Linked DNA regions of Homo sapiens: regions 1 and 3 are each linked to region 2. The links are chromatin contacts, found by Hi-C or POLR2A ChIA-PET in ENCODE. All regions are on one chromosome and are shown on one strand. The core of a region is the stretch at or near the end of the contact, and the rest is flanking DNA. Distances in the headings are between cores, read along the strand shown. Region 1 overlaps EIF4B (eukaryotic translation initiation factor 4B). Region 2 overlaps CSAD (cysteine sulfinic acid decarboxylase). Region 3 holds the start of SPRYD3 (SPRY domain containing 3).

Region 1 (3,728 bases), core at 304-2,803, 120 kb before region 2:
AAAGGCTGTAAAGGATACTCATTCCTAAAAAGGTCACATGGCTGGGTGTCCCTTAAGTTGTATACATGGTCATTATTTTTTCTATTTCTCTGTGCATCAGTAAGACATTGTTCTGGAAATACTTGTAAACCACTGGTTTAGGGATAAATCCATCTTTGGGAGCCAAAACTTGGATGTGGACCATTTTCCACACTGTTGAGATCCTGGTAGATGCGTGAGCATCTGCAGCCTGATAATTTGATATTTTCACTCTGGCTTCACAGATGCACGAAGGAGAGAGAGTGAGAAGTCTCTAGAAAATGAAACACTCAATAAGGAGGAAGATTGCCACTCTCCAACTTCTAAACCTCCCAAACCTGATCAGCCCCTAAAGGTAATGCCAGCCCCTCCACCAAAGGAGAATGCTTGGGTGAAGCGAAGTTCTAACCCTCCTGCTCGATCTCAGAGCTCAGACACAGAGCAGCAGTCCCCTACAAGGTGAGTCAGTTTGGAAACAGTAGTTGGTTAACTGCAGATTCTAAAATACTGTGATGTAATGATGGAAGATCTCCTACGGGATGCCAGCGTTGTATAGCACCTTATAAGTTATGCTGGCTTTAGTCTCTTAGTGTGCTGGAACTGGCTCATAAGACCTAGTTGTTCCATTTTCTGGAGTTCCACCACTTTGATAGCTTGAAATCAGCTATGATGGGAGTACTAATGCCGCACAAATCTGCAAATACTGTAAGTCAGAGGCTTCCCTTTTGCCACATATTGGCAGTATGGTAGGGGGTAACTTCCTTTCATTTCTCTTAAGTCTTCTCATTTGTAAGCAAAATAGCAACACTATTAGCCTGGCGTGGTGGCAGGTACCTGTAATCCCAGCTACTCGGGAGGCTGAGGCAGGAGAATTGCTTGAACCTGAGAGCGGAGGTTGCAGTGAGCCGAGATGTGCCATTGCACTCCAGCCTGGGCGACAGAGTTAAGACTCCAAAAGAAAAGAAAATAGCAATACTAATCCTGCATGATGTGATGATTAGAAAGCATATGGCACTTTAGTGTTCAAATTACTGCTTTCATTGTAATCTTTCCCATATTTTAATGTTCCATAACATTGAGTATGATTTTGTTTTCTATAAAGCTTACCCACTGCATTTGGAGGATGATTATGTTTCTTGGTTGTTTTCTCCCTGAAACAACTGATGAATGTGATTACCTGTTTTCCTTCTAGTGGTGGGGGAAAAGTAGCTCCAGCTCAACCATCTGAGGAAGGACCAGGAAGGAAAGGTGAGCTCATAGTATGGGAAATAGGTTTTTCACCTAGAAGCCTAAATAAAAAGGCCTCCAAAATTAGATTTTGAAGAGCAGTGTGTCTCGCACCTGATACCGTGTTAAGAGTTCTTGGGTTGGCCAGGCGCAGGGGCTCACACCTGTAATCCCAGCACTTTGGGAGGCCAAGGCGGGCAGATCACAGGGCAGGAGTTTGAGACCAGCCTTACCAACATGGTGAAACCCCGTCTCTATTAAAAATACAAAAAAAATTAGCCGGGTGTGGTGGCACATGCCTGTAATCCCAGCTACTCGGGAGACGCTGAGGCAGGAGAATTGCTTGAACCCGGGAGACGGAGGTTGCAGTAAGCCAAGATGGCCCCACTGCACTCCAGCCTGGGCGACAGAGCAAGACTCTGTCTCAAAAAAAAAAGAATTATTGGGTTATCTACCTTTTCTTGCCAGTAGAGGGAGGAGTGGCCTCTTTGGAGAAAGTATGAAACCCTGCCCTTTCCTGGTAGAACATTTCTTTGACGGGGAGAAAAAAATCGGAAGGAAATTAACCAAGGTCACTACAGAGCGTCATAATCTTTATTTCCAGCTTGCTTTTCATGATGGCATATCCCTACATGGAACTTTTTAGTGGATTTTGTTTGTTTTTTGTATTTTTGTGTGCTGTAGAGGATGTGGAAAGAAGGGCTTCAGGAAGGAAGTCTGGGTTGGGGTGAGGTTAGTTTCCCTCAGTACATGTGGGCACAATTTTCTTCAGCTTAAGGGAAATCTTAGGAGAGGGACATTGATACTTTTACTTGCCTTTAATTTGTTTACATTACTGCCCAAGCAGATGAAAATAAAGTAGATGGGATGAATGCCCCAAAAGGCCAAACTGGGAACTCTAGCCGTGGTCCAGGCGACGGAGGGAACAGAGACCACTGGAAGGAGTCAGATAGGTATGCTTGTTCTCTTTCTCATCTTTCCTCTGATCCACATGTTTGTGTAATTAAGAAATTAAGTTCTTGGTTCTCAGAGCACTGCCAGATCGCTCATTGTGAGCAAACTAAAGTCAGCCAACGTAGACAGTTAAGATTCTGAAAATCTAGAAGTAATACATCATCCAGACAACAAGGACTGTTGACTAGAGGTGCCTGTTCAGTGCCTTGAAACTGCATGCATACACATGTTTGTATTAGGCGAGTCCTTTCCTAAAGACATGGTTTTATGCTTACGTCTCTGCAGGAAAGATGGCAAAAAGGATCAAGACTCCAGATCTGCACCTGAGCCAAAGAAACCTGAGGAAAATCCAGCTTCCGTAAGTGTTGAAGGCTGCTCCCAATTTTTCATTCTAAGAAAAATTCTTAGAATTCTAAGTATTCTTACTAAGAATTAAAAATTCTTAGTATTCTAAACTTTTTGCCGTTGGACTTCTTTCCATTTGGAATACAAAGTGTTTGGAAATAAGACATTGGTCTTTACTGAAATAGCGAAAGAAGTTTAGCTTTTTCCTGGTTTCTGTCTTCCTTTGTTCTCATCCCTTCTGCAAGGTGTAGAGGTGGTATGAGACTATAGTAAGATCGCATGTGCCTCTGACCCTCTTCCCTAGCTCCTCTCCAATGGACAATGCTGATGAGCAAGCAAGTGGGTGTCATCTGACTGTCATCCCCCATTGCCAAAGGATCAGTATCCTGTGTCTTGGGTTTTGATGTGATAATTCAGGGCCTTCATTATCCTGTCACTCTCGTTGTGTTACAGAAGTTCAGTTCTGCAAGCAAGTATGCTGCTCTCTCTGTTGATGGTGAAGATGAAAATGAGGGAGAAGATTATGCCGAATAGACCTCTACATCCTGTGCTTTTCTCCTAGTTTCTCTCCACCCTGGAACATTCGAGAGCAAATCAAAACCTCTATCCAGACAAGACAAAATAAAACTCACCATCTCCTGAAGACCTTTCTTACCTTTTTTTAAAAACAAAAAATGAAATTATTTTGCATGCTGCTGCAGCCTTTAAAGTATTGAAGTAACTGGAGAATTGCCAATACAGCCAGAGAGAAAGGGACTACAGCTTTTTAGAGGAAAAGTTGTGGTGCGTTATGTCACCATGCAGTTGCCAGTGTGATTAGTGCCTAGGGGTCTCCATTTAGCAGAAATGGTAATGACAGTGATATAATGCCTGGAACCTGGTTGGGCAGTAGGGGAGGGAGGTAGAAGGAAAAGTGTGAGATTTCTACCTTTTAGTTTTTATCCTATTGTGGCATATATGAATTCTCAAACATTATCTGAATAAATTTTCCACTCTTGGAAAGGTAGATTTAGCCTCAAGTTGTTCTAGTCTCCAGGAGGCTGCCAGCCCCTCCTCTTATTTAATTCTGAGTTTTGGGGGCCAGCCTAGAGGGAATTCCTTTTTTTTTTTTAACCCCCCAGGGGGGTAGTTGGGAGTGAGACTATAGGCCATAAAGAATGGGACTGCATTGGACCAAAATAAAT
Region 2 (3,514 bases), core at 209-2,708:
AAATCAAATATTTAGTTAGGAGAAAGTTAGTAGGTCAAAGCATATAAACATTGCGCAGGTCACTGTGGCCTAAAAAGGCTGTTCTTTTTTATTTTTTTTGGAACAGAGTCTCGTACTGTTGCCCAGCCTGGAGTGCAGGGGTGCAATCTCGGCTCACTGCAACCTCTGCCCCCTGGGTTCAAGCAATTCTGCCCCAACCTCCTGAGTAGCTGGGTTTACAGGCACAGGCCACCATGCTCGGCTAATTTTTGTATTTTTAGTAGAGACAGGGTTTCACCTTATTGGCCAGGCTGGTCTCGAACTCCTGACCTCAAGTGATCCACCCGCCTCGGCCTCCCAAAGTGCTGGGATTACAGGCGTGAGCCACTGCACCCGGCCTCAAAGGCTGGGAGGGAATGCAGTGACTCTGCGGGTGAGGGGTGGTATCAAGGCCGGCAGCAAGACAGAGAAGGCTCACAGGTCCTGGCCTAGCCGCTCCAGCTCGTTGAGGAGGAAGTCCATATCAGCACAGGTCAGTGCAGAGTTGGCCACAACCACACGGAAGAAGTTGCCCCGGGTCCCGTGGGGCTGGTAGCCAATCATCATGGAGCCCTCCTTCACCATGCGCTCCTTGAGCACGGGGGCCACCTGTGGAAGGGTGGAGAGAGATTCCAGCTGCAGCCTGGGTCGGCTGACAGGTAGGCTGGCTTCTTGTCCTGCCAGGCTTCCAGAGGTGCTTTTCCTTCCCACCCAGCCACCTTCTGGGGGTAGCACACCTTGCTCAGACCTTGACCTTGGCCTCAGTTTACCTTTCTGTCATATCTAACCTGCTTGGCCTTCGCTATCTTCTGCTTTTCTCCCCATTTCTCCTGTCTCCAAGAAATCTGTCCTGTGGGACATTTTCTGCCAAATCTTGACTTTCTCTTGATTCCTAACACTGCTTTAGTCTAACTTCAAGCCTTGGTCATCTAAGCCTTAGTCAACACCTTCTTCTCCCCTCTCTTAATTCCTGTAATATTTTTGATAATATTAATCTGTGCCCTGTGATCTAGCAAGTAATTTACAACACTGCCTTGAACACATTGCTTCCAAGTAGGTAACTCTTGCCTTATAATAACAACTCCATAAGGGCAAGAACATTTGTCCTTTCAGATCATCTGCAGCACCTAGTACCACTCTATCTTTAGGGACCAGGATATAACACAGCTCCTCGCCTCCAGATGGCACTTCTAGACTGGCTTTCTCGGGTTGCTGTGTCCCTAGCACGGGTAATAAGGCTTTTCCATGATCATTCTGCCTCATATCTGTCCTGGGCCTGAGTTCCCAGCCCAATTGCCAGCACAAGGCTCTGTGTACTACACACTGGTGACTTCTCTGACTTCTCCTGTAACACACGTCGCTGCTTCTTACTTCCCAGAAACATACCTTCCTCCCCATCCCCACCCCTACCGAAAAGAGAGCATCCACGCCTCAGAGCAAGAGACCAGCAAGGAGACCTGCCATGCCACTCCCAGCCAACAGGGGGCAGAAGCGCATCAGTTGCATCAGCTCCCTAACGGGTAAAGAGAGCAGCACAGCACGCCTACCTTTGACAGCCTTTCGTGGTAATCTGGACTCTCCTGCTTCCCTCGCAGGCTGGGGGGTACGAACCAGAAACACACATTGACAAACTCAGGCTGAGAGGAATGAGAAAGAGGAAGGTGTGAGCTGAGAAAGGGGGACCGTTTTCCCTCTCCCTGCCCCTTTCCCCTCTCCCTGCCCTTTTCCCTCCACTAGGGCTTTAGTTGGGGCTTGGGGGCTGCAAAAGAGCTAGGCTGGGGCAGGGGCCACAAAATAGAAAGGGGTCCTACCTCCATGACTAGCTCAAACCCTTCCCGCTTCTTCATTTCCTCCACCAGGTACCTGTGAACAGAGAGTGAGAAACCATAGGCGGGGAGGAAAAGCAGAGATCCAGACAGAAGAGGCCCACGTAGAATGAGCCACAGAGAGACCGAGAGAAAAGTAATCCCGGGAGCAGGAAAGAGGGAGGGGCATGGACCCAGGAGAGGGGAACAGGGACGACCCCCCACCTCCTCCCGCCTACCGGGCAAGGACAAAGGCCTGGTCGATGCGCCGCTCCAGCCCTTGATCGCCCTGTGCCTTCCACATGAGCCACAGCTTCAGACAGTCCACACGGCGGCCACACTGCACCACCTTGTCTCCCGTGTCCAGAGCCACATCGTAGAACTTGTCCTGCTGGAAAAGGTAGCTGGCCTGGGACCCATGGCAGCGCTTGAGCAGGTTCTGTGTGGGGGTGAGGAGATTGTCAGACCCTACCCTCTCCACCGAGGCTTTCCTCCAGGGCTGCACTGTGGGGGTCTTAGCTCAGGATACCCTCTTCTTTCCCTGGAGCCAGATGGCACTGCTGGGACGGCTGCCTGCTGGCTCCAACACCTTTCTTTGGGTTTCCTCCCAATACCCAGGGTTCTTCCCAAACTCTGATGGCAACCTCAAGCTAGAAACTCCAGGATACCTCTGACTCCAACTTCAAGCTGGAAACTTTTCTTTTAAGAGAGGCCACTGGGGGAGTGAAGGAGCCTAATACAGGTTAGGGTGGTAGCTGAGATGCAGCTTCAGAAGGGATGGTAAAGAGAATAGAGAAAGGCCTGAACTTTATCTAAGGTGGGATAGAGAAGGCAGAGCTCCAGAGAGAGGTGGGGCTGGTGCAGGGGCAGGGGCAGACCCACCGAGGTATCCTGGAGAAGAAGTGCAGAGCATTGCAGGCCTGCTGCGAGGAGCTTGTGGGGATTCCAGGCCACAGAGTCAGCCCTGGATGGGGTGGAGCAAAGGCAGGTCAGTGGCTCCTCCTCCAGCTGCCCAACCAGAGCCCTTCCTCCTTTTCCAGGTCCCCAGCAAAGGGGCTTTGGTCTCACCCTCACCCCAGCATCAGGAAGAACTGCCATGTCTGACCTCCCAGCTCCAATCAATCCTCTCTCCAGTCCCCCTCCCCTCAGCCTCCTACCCCAGCCATGTTAAACTCCCTAGTCCATGATGATTCTCTGGACCAATGGTTTGAAGGGCGGGATTTGGGAAGAAGGGGACTGTATGCACCTCTGGATCCCATCCAGGAGATGCCTGTGTGTCTGTGACAGCAGGACGCTCCCACCCCAGGCAGCCTGTGGAGCAGGAGGAACAACGTGGGCCTTGGCCTTGGCTCAGCCCACCCCACCGCACCCCCAAGCCGAAGTCCCACTCACATCCACATGCAGCCATAGCCCATGACGCTGGCACACATCAGCAATTGCCTCCAGGGGGTCAAAGGCCCCTAGCACAGTGGTGCCAGAGGTGGCACTGACCAGGAACGGCACAGCACCCTGTTGCCAAAATGTAGAGGGAGAAAGATGTAAAGTCATCTCAAAAGCTACTCAGAGCCTGATGCTGGGCCCAGCTCTAAGCTCTTTGCATGCCTAAAATGGCCCATTTCAACCTCACAACAATGTGTTACTGTCCTTTTTAATGTGCAGCCAGGGACACTGAGATTCAAAGATCCAAGCAG
Region 3 (3,558 bases), core at 589-3,088, 80 kb before region 2:
AGAAAAGAACAGGGTGATATGATAAAGAATCTGGAGGCAGTGGATAGAGTGGACAGAGGCGGTCTCTCTGAGGAGGTGACATTTGAGTTGAAAAGGAGCTAGGCATGACAAGCCAGGCATATTCCAGGCAGGAAGGGCAGCCACAGGTCCTTGGATGGAAGAGAGCTGGCATGGTAGAGAAACAGAAAAAGGCATGGACAGCTGGTATATAGGGAATGTGAGGGAGAATGTACAAGATGAGAATAAGGCAGGAGTCAGATCATGGCCCTACAGACAATGAAATGGTAAGGACTCTGGATTTTATTCCAAGATGGAAATTTCTGGAGGGTTGTAAGCAAGGAAATGCCATGATTGGCTGGGTATGATGGCTCATGCCTGCAATCCCAGCACCTTGGGAGGCTGAGGCAGGAGGATCGCTTGAGGCCAGGACCCAGACCAGCCTGGGCAACGTAGTGAGACCTCATCTCTACTAAAAATTAAAACAATGAGCCAGGTGTGGCAGCATGCACCTGTAGTCCCAGCTACTAAGGAGACTGAAGATGGCTTGAGTCTGGCAGGTCAAGGCTGCAGTCAGTTCTGATTGTGCCACTACATTCCAGCCTGGCTGACAGAGCAAGACCCTGTCTCAAAAAAAAAAGAAAAAAAAATGCCATGATCCTGGGCCTGGTGGCTCACGTCTGTGATCCCAGCACTTTGGGAGGCCGAAGTGGGAGGATCACAAGGTCAGAAGTTGAAGACCAGCCTGACCAACATGGTGAAACCCCATCTCTACTAAAAATACAAACAAATTAGCCAGGCGTGGTGGTGCGCACCTGTAATCCCAGCTACTCAGGAGGCTGAGGCAAGAGAATTGCTTGAACCTGGGAGGTGGAGTTTGCAGTGAGCCGAGATCGTCCCACTGCACTCCAGCCTGGGTGACAGAAACTCCATCTCAAAAAAAAAAAAAAAAGCCACGATCTTAATCAGTTCCTAAAGATCATTCCAGCTGCTGGTTGGAGAACTGATCACAAGAGGATCAAGAACAGATGTGGGCAAACAATTCAGACGTTGTTGCAGCAGTTCACATGAGAAATGACATCCACTAAGTCGGTAGCAGCGCCGATGGATGGGGGTGGGATGATCCAGGTATTTAAACAACCATCAGTCCCTACATATAAATGAATGAATGATTTTTCCTGGGAGCCAAAAGTGAGAAAGAGGTGAAGTACTCTTCTCTTCCCATTCCCTAAACACTGGGACAGGGGTTTTCTTGAGGCCTGACATTGCCTTGCACACGGTAGGTGCTTAGTAAGCCTTGGCTGGGCTGAATTTGATCCCAATACGCAAATTACGACTCTTATGCAGTAGCTACAACCCACCACGTGGCCCAGAAGAGTAGGCACCTGTGGGACAGACAGCCCTAAGATTCCACTCCCGGGCACTCAGCCAGGACTCAACCCCAGGTAGATGCTGGTTGCGCAGACCCCACAGTCTTGGCACCGGCGAGTGGCGGCCCTACTGGGCCCTGTCTCCTCCCCGGGCACGGCCTGATCACTGAGATGAGACCCGGGAGCAGCCGGGCCCCAGCCCATCCGTGTGCCTACGCCCAGTCTCCCCAGGCCCTGCACTGGGCCGAGGGTGCAGCAACAGAAGAAGCCCAGTGACCAGAGCGCAGGGCCCCGCCCCTGGCCCCAGAGCCCCCGCCCAGGACCCCCGCCTTCCGCTTCAGGCTCCGGGGAGATACGAGGCCTCCGGGACCCCGCCCCCGATCCCCGCCTACCGGGGCCGCCGCGTCCTCCTCATCCATAGGCCTCTCAGCTCCGCACACAAGCTCTTCGGCCGCCGCCACCACACACATCCGGGTCCCCGCCTTTCCTTCACTCCTAGAGGCCCGCCCCGTCCCCCATCTAAGCCAATCAGCAACGGCCTCTGACGACGGGCACCTGCAGGAGCCAATCGGAAGGCGCAGGCAGGGTGTGGGGCGCGGCCCGGTGCCCTGGGTACCCAGCTCAGGGCCCCGGTCTGGTCAACCCGGCTGTTGCTGGGGTGAGCGAAGGCGACGTGGCAGCGCGGACGCTGCTGGGTGCCTGGGCGCCGCTGAGGCGGACAGGGGGCGGCTCTTGAGCGGCGCCGGGGAGACGGGACGGGCGGAGAAGGTGGCCACGCTCGCACAAACGTTGCGAGTATTACTTGAGCCCTCCTTCCGCGCTGGACTGAAATAAAAGCTTTACCGGAATGTCCATTTAATCCACGGTGCAGCCTTATGAAATAAATCTTATCTCCTTTTTACGGATGGGCCGAAGGCTGGCCTCGATAGCCTGCGCGCTTAACTGTTATGCTGTGTACCCTCCCGAGCTCTGTTTCATGGCACCGCTCGCTCATTATTGGCAAGAACATTCCATTCCAGGAGGAGAGAACTGGGGATGCAGAAGGCACAGTGGCACGAAGCGGCATTCTGTGGAGGAACACAGGGCTTTGGTAGGCTGAAGGAAAGTTAGACTGGGGTTAGAATGTGAAGGGACGAAGACACGAATATTTATTGAACACCTACTAGGGAGTGCCTACCTGCCATTCTGGGGGGTTGGACTCCTAGATGAGGACTTCCTTGCTCCCTTCCCATCACCATATCTCTCTCTTCTGGACGGAAAAGATTCCTCTCCTCTGTAGCACCTCATTTATAATACTTTTTTTTTTGAGACGGAGTCTCACTCTGTCGCCCAGGCTGGAGTGCAGTGGCGCGATCTCGGCTCACTGCAAGCTCTGCCTCCTGGGTTCACGCCATTCTCCTGCCTCAGCCTCCCAAGTAGCTGGGACTACAGGCGCCCGCCACCACGCCAAGCTAATTTTTTTTGTATTTTTGGTAGAGACGGGGTTTCACCGTGTTAGCCAGGATGGTCTCGATCTCCTGACCTCTTGATCCGCCCACCTCGGCCTCCCAAAGTGTTGGGATTACAGGCGTGAGCCACCGCCCCCCGCCATTTATAACACTTATTACCGTCTTGCTTTCGTTATTGGAGTTACTTGTGTGTGTAGACCCGTCTCTGCTAGACTGTGAGCTCCTTCAGACCCCAGACTATTCTATTCTTATCACACTAGGTACTCTAACGTGTTGAGTGCCAGGAAAGCCATCAGCTCGCATACCGTGAATAGTGCCCACTCGGCATAACGGCAATGGGTGATAGGAATAGATGAGATGGGAAACAGAGAAACCCGGATTAGAGCCCCAATTCTGTGTGACTAAAAGGTCAAGGTCTTGGTGTTCTCATCCCTAAACAAGAATTATTGAAGTATGTGTTCTTTTAGCTCCCTTCCAGCCCCTGGATGACTCAGTTCTGAATAGCTACCCTTCCAACTCATCTCCACCTCCTTTTGATTCCCTCATTGCTTCTCCTCCGCTCCTCTTCTTGTGTTATGAAAATACCTCAACACTGAGCTCAGCTCTTCCCAAAGGCAGCCAGAGAGGGACAATCTTAGGAGGCTGCCAGAGTCATGTTCATCCCAGACCAGGGCTCATTCCAGAAACTAACTAGCTAGGTGGCTAGGGTCAGACATGGAGAGAAATGGCAGAAGAAGGCATTT

Evidence for each region. Hi-C counts contacts between places; a loop is a spot of excess contacts on that map. ChIA-PET counts read pairs that join two places held with the same protein, here RNA polymerase II (POLR2A). Pooled maps may share reads with other maps.
Region 1: a pooled map shows a loop between it and region 2 (2.1-fold over the local background). The contact joins two enhancer-like sites. A Hi-C loop is called at or near these places in 1 of 50 pooled maps. POLR2A ChIA-PET finds 5 or more read pairs at or near these places in 3 of 52 experiments (A549, AG04450 and GM10248).
Region 3: a map of tibial artery shows a loop between it and region 2 (4-fold over the local background). The contact joins the promoter of SPRYD3 here to the enhancer-like site in region 2. A Hi-C loop is called at or near these places in 15 of 168 maps with a recorded cell type or tissue (CD8-positive, alpha-beta T cell, GM12878, HCT116 and 11 more), 14 of 37 single-sample maps with no recorded cell type and 19 of 50 pooled maps. POLR2A ChIA-PET finds 5 or more read pairs at or near these places in 17 of 52 experiments (A673, AG04450, CD4-positive, alpha-beta T cell and 12 more).

Annotation. Positions count from the first base shown.
Region 1 is chr12:53,037,146-53,040,873 of GRCh38, forward strand. It overlaps EIF4B (eukaryotic translation initiation factor 4B), which reads left to right. Exons shown (of 15, transcript NM_001417.7): 11 at 264-477; 12 at 1,211-1,266; 13 at 2,093-2,198; 14 at 2,485-2,557; 15 at 2,998-3,728. The coding sequence ends at 3,078. Among named protein-coding and RNA genes, the nearest start is that of TNS2, 11 kb to the right of the region's middle. Within about 2 kb of position 1,554, at least 3 of the 41 ENCODE cell types and tissues checked have a DNase peak (open chromatin) inside an H3K27ac peak, as active enhancers do.
Region 2 is chr12:53,158,058-53,161,571 of GRCh38, forward strand. CSAD (cysteine sulfinic acid decarboxylase) reads right to left here. Exons shown (of 17, transcript NM_001244705.2): 11 at 3,216-3,332; 12 at 3,070-3,134; 13 at 2,706-2,787; 14 at 2,063-2,262; 15 at 1,830-1,881; 16 at 1,566-1,655; 17 at 1-627. The coding sequence ends at 454. Among named protein-coding and RNA genes, the nearest start is that of ZNF740, 21 kb to the right of the region's middle. RefSeq lists enhancers at 496-996, 1,370-1,997. Within about 2 kb of position 1,459, at least 5 of the 41 ENCODE cell types and tissues checked have a DNase peak (open chromatin) inside an H3K27ac peak, as active enhancers do; they include Panc1, ascending aorta, prostate gland and 1 more, where a contact is called at or near this core.
Region 3 is chr12:53,077,552-53,081,109 of GRCh38, forward strand. It overlaps SPRYD3 (SPRY domain containing 3), which reads right to left and starts at 1,839. Exons shown (of 11, transcript NM_032840.3): 1 at 1,760-1,839. The coding sequence starts at 1,782. RefSeq lists a silencer at 1,540-1,819.